Linked DNA regions of Mus musculus: region 2 is linked to region 1. The links are chromatin loops, found by intact Hi-C in ENCODE. Cell type or tissue: heart. All regions are shown on one strand.

Region 1 (2,500 bases):
GGATGGCTTTGGCCAATGAAGAAAGTGCCATCTTAGGGATGCTTTGATTTGGTTGAGCAGGACTGAATTCCTGAGATGGCCTGGAGTTGGGAAAAAGCTCCCCTGGGGACTTCAGATGCCTGGACAAACAAATATTTAGGAGCGAGGCTTTGAACAAGAACTATGTCAAACTGACCCTGCATAGCGGCAGGCAACCCACTGTGTGGAAGAGAAAGCGGATTTCTCTACACGAATGGCTCTAAAGTCTACTGTTGGTGCAGTGGAGTGCTCTCAAAAGCTACTGATGAGTAACTTAGTTATTGCCAAATTAATAATAATAATAATAATAATAATAATAATAATAAAAAGCTTAGTTATTCCCAAAACAATGCTGTATGCTCTTATGTCACACACAAAATTGCAAATGTAAACTAGATGGGCTACTTGAATACTTAGGGGGCTAAGACAAGATTTCAAATATGAGGCCAGCTTAAGCTACATAGTGAAACCTGGACTGAATACCAAACATAAAAAACAACATACCAAATGTGGCTCAGCCTGAGAAACAGTTTCTATTCAACGTTTAAAAACTTCAGATTTAACTAAGGGAAGAAGACTGTGAACACAAGGCGTAATTAATAAAAGAATCCGATGAAAACACTACAGGCTATCACAGACTCCAAAGTTCCTAATAAAAGGTCCTCATGTCCTAGGTTCAAGTCCCCACACCCACATAACAGCTCATAACTGTCCATAAATTCTAGCTCCAGGGGACTCTACATACTCATTCATGCATCCACTGCAGGTAAAACACCAATACATATAAAACAAAAAAATTTTTAAAAGGTCCTCCTGAAACTGTCTTATTTCCCAAATTGTTCCTGGCAAATCCCTGGGTCTTTTAAAGAACTCAAAGAAGGATTCTGGCAGCCAGCTAGCTCCAACTGCTCCCCACTGAAGTTCCATGCGCGCCACCTAGTGTCACCTGTTAGAACTGAACGGGATCAGAAGAAAGTGAGATGGAGCAGAGGGGGCGATTTAAATAAGGCCACAGGTGAGTCTGGTTTGTGACCATCCTAGATCTAGGGATCAGATGGCCTGATTCGGAGTCTTCTCACCTGGCAATAGGCTCAACACTTTGGAAATCAGGATTCCTAACAGCTGAACAGTTCGAAAAACAAAGCCCAAATCTCCCAGAGCCCCAGGAACCCCCAGCCCTTAACATACTGAAATAATATTTGCATGCTATTACAGTCTTTAAGTCATGTGAATGACAGAGAAAGGAATGTCTGGGTCTCCATAGGCACCGTGTCTGCTCCTCTTTATGACAACTGTCCCCAAACCAGCTGCACATGTAATCAAATTAGTCCTACAACCAGCTGCAATGATTCAAAGTCATCAGCCTTAACTCTGCCCTAGAGTTTCCTGCCTTCAGCCTTTGTTAGAAGATGCAAGTCTGACACCATCTGGAGACCCGTTGCAAGGAAGCGGCCAGTGGAACCAGTTAAGTGGCCTTCAGTTTTCCAGATAGAGTTGCAGCTTCAAGGTGACTTTCTGCCAGTGATTCTCCATATGGTCTACACATTAGAAACTGCCGGAGGAAGTTTTAAACCACACTTGGGTAGCAGGCTTCTTCCTGTTGTTTTGGCTCCCTCTGTTATTCCGATGTACAGACGACTGGAACGGAAGCTAACAAGCTACAGATGACTTCAAGATTCTCTTACAGCCCATCTGAAAACCATTCATTTGCAAAGAGCCACAGATAGACTCAAAAGTCAAAGGAAAAAGGCCAGGTGTGGTGGCTCACGTCTATAATCCAACCCTCGGGAGGCAGAGGCACGTGGATCTTTGTGAATTTGAGACCTGCTTGGTCTACATAATGAGTTCCAGGACTGCCAGGGCTCTAAGGGGATGCCCTCTTTCAATAAACAAACAAACAAACAAACAAACAAGTGAAAGAAGCAGGTAGCAATGAAGAGAAGAGAAAAAGAAATGTAAGTCACGTGATCTGCTCTCATTTTCTCATTCCCATGTTTAGTTTCTTGACTCCTCTACTCAAATCACGTATGACGGATCAACACATAATAGTAAGCAGACCTTCTAGCTCCAAAAGTAATCCATGACACTTCTCTAAGGAAGTGGAGGTCTGGAGAACAGTGGATAACTAGACTCTACTCGTGTTGAGGCCGGTGGAGTAGGGGAATTCTCTGAAGGAAGAGGAGAGGAAGGTCAAATGTAAAGGTCACATTTTGGGAGATGGAACTTACTCAAGGGACAAATGGGAGCCAGTGTGAGAAGGAATGAAAAGGGGTTAGAACGCTTTAGAGGTGGCCAGCCCAAGAGACCCCCTCCCATTCCCTTGTATATACTTAGATTCCACATGCCAGTGTCTCTCACAGTTACGATTGCCTGCCTTGCTCCAACAAGGTACCTCATCTTTAATATCAGTGGCTTACTGATAGCTGGTTTCCCAAAAATTCTAGTTCTTTTTCTTAAAGGAGTTTTCTAATATTTTATCCTC
Region 2 (2,500 bases), 48 kb before region 1:
CCCTCCCTTTCTCCCAGTAACAGAATTCTAACGGAAAAACTGGCTCTTCCTAAGGTTATACCAGTCTCTTGGTCTTCAGAACTCTACTGGGACACTGGCTGGACTCTGCAGATTGGGACTTCACCTCTATACTTGTGTGAGACCATTCCTTATATAATATATATTTATGTATCTAGAGATTTTATTTCTTGGAGAGCCAGGACTAATACACTGCCTGTGAAACTCTGTAGTTTGCCACCTTGTCTTATAAGAAGGCTAAGAAATGCTGTTCTTAATGGTTCGTTCTATAGATAACTCTCTTACGGAGCATTAGCTGTTCCAACATGGGACCAGGGACTTGTGTCACAAACGTGCCTGATGCCTTGTGAGACAGTTTTGCACACATAATCTAATCTTGGGTCTATTGCTGCCCAAGCCCTTAGCCAGGCTCATTTAACAACAGTTTATAGATGTTGACTGCAAGTGTTCCCTGACATCTCACACAGTGGGCAGCAGCAGCCTGGCTGTCAGCACTTGCAGGTCAGATTCAAATTTGCATCTGAACTCTTCCAGGAGTAATTCGCTTTTGTTTTGCTTGTTTTGCAAGTATAAAGGTTGATACTGAATTGGAAATCTACTGTATGCATTTGCATTCTCTTGATATTCTTTTAAATCCCGCTACATTTGTCATTGCCTCCTCTCTCTCTCTCTCTCTCTCTCTCTCTCTCTCACACACACACACACACTATGGCTTCTCTGCCTACTTTATAAAAGTCTTAGTCTGTATCCTCTGGCATTTTTAAATGAATAATTATAGATTGTTTATAGCCATCACAGAAAACCCTCAGAACAGAGCCAATGCTGTACGGCAAGGCTGAGTATCTGATAATACTTCACTAACCTACAACAAGTAGATCAAAGAGAGCTTAAGAAAGACTTTTTCTTTCAAGATTTTTAATTTTATGTTATGAGTATGAATATTTTGCCTGAGTAAATGTCTGTGCACCGTGTGCATGTAATGGCCAAGAAGGCCAGAAGAGGGCATCGGATCCCCAGGGACTGGAATTATAGACAGCTGTGAACCACCCTATGGGTGCTGGAAATCAAACCTGAGTCCTCAGGAAAAGCAACCAGTGCTCTTAAACACAAAGCTATCTCTCCAGCTGCAAAACGAGATGTTGTGATCTACGTGTTCTGCCTGGGTCTTTCTTGTGTAAGAAAAAAGAAAGCAAACAAAACAAAAAAGAAAGCTGTTGGGCTGGAGAGATGGCTCAGTGGTTAAGAGCACTGACTGACCTTCTTAAAGGTCCCAAGTTCAAAACCCAGCAACCACATGGTGGCTCACAACCATCCATAACAAGATCTGACTCCCTCTTCTGGTGTGTCTGAAGACAGATGCAGTGTACTTACATATAATAAATAAATAAATATTTTTAAAAAAAAAGAAGAAAAGAAAAAAAAAAGAAAGCTGTTGAAGTTACTTAAGTGCACGCATATATATTCTCCAAATCCCTGTTTGTTTTTCTTTCTGTAGCATCACAAATGGCAAAGCTAGCTGTAATTTCAGAGTGTTTTCCCCAATTTAGTTCATATTCCTGTTAGACTGTAGCCACATTTGGGCAAAGTGGATAGCCCTAACTTTGATTGTAATAATCACCAACGATTTGCACAGGTTTCTAAAGATAAATTTGGGAAGGTTTTGCCTTGACATACTCAACAAATCTCTGAAACAAGCCGTAACAACTGTTTCCAAGCAGTTGTTATAGATGTTGGTTTTTCTAGACCTTAAGGGGGAGAACACTTATAGCTATGGCGTTTAGTATGGCAGCCTTGCTGAGCCTAAATAAAATGCACCCAGGAGTGCCTGGAGAGAGCTGCACTTCCTGTACGCAGCATGTATGCTTAGAGAAAAAGATCAGGAAGCAAAAGTGAATTCATGGCTTCCTATAATTCTTCATGTACCATTAGCATTATGTGATATTACTTTTAAGTATGAATGTTCTAAATGTCCCAAAAGTATGTGAGTTACCCACAGGACCAAGATGGAGATGATGCCCCAGTATGACCTGTCCAGACTGCCAGAAAACACAGCATTGAAACAGCAAACGTTGCCCACCCAGCAGCTAAATCTATCTGCCTCGGTGGTCCTCTCTATCTTTTTCATCACAGGAGGATTCTGCCTCTCTATAGGCATCATCCTTCTGTTGTCTGCAAAGAGCACCAAGAAAATTGAGGTTTGTCCAGTGTTAAGTTTTTAATTTCCAAAGATTTTCAGTTTGGGACTATAAACGGGAGCGATCACTTTAAGGACATAGCCCCTCCACAGGAAACTAGATATGACTGGATCCACCCAACTTTGGGCTGGCAGGGGATGTAGACAGGAAGAGCCCACAGCGGTGACTTCACTCATTCCTACTGTCATGTTGGTCGTCTCTGGCCACAATTATGTACAAGAGCCTGGCCAAATCAGATGACTGTAAAGAAGTGAGCAAGCAGCAAACAGGTGAAAGAAGAGAGGCAA

What was found. A loop is a pair of places that touch in the nucleus more often than their neighbours do. Peaks named below come from ENCODE experiments on the same cell type or tissue, not always from the same donor. Only the 100,000 strongest peaks of a DNase experiment are listed, where the experiment ranks them.
Region 2: a loop joins it to region 1, with 2.0 times the contacts of the local background. A loop is called at or near these places in 7 of 42 quality-filtered maps.

What each region holds. Positions count from the first base shown.
Region 1 is chr16:57,242,527-57,245,026 of GRCm38, reverse strand. No RefSeq gene overlaps it. Among named protein-coding and RNA genes, the nearest start is that of Tbc1d23, 12 kb to the right of the region's middle. In heart, a CTCF peak has its summit at 956 (motif pointing left); a DNase peak (open chromatin) is centred at 966.
Region 2 is chr16:57,290,429-57,292,928 of GRCm38, reverse strand. It overlaps Tmem30c (transmembrane protein 30C), which reads left to right and starts at 78. Exons shown (of 8, transcript NM_027651.1): 1 at 78-134; 2 at 1,997-2,213. The coding sequence starts at 2,022. All of the region lies in intron 3 of Gm26800 (a long non-coding RNA gene), which reads right to left. In heart, a CTCF peak has its summit at 1,011 (motif pointing right); no DNase peak of the experiment used is centred here.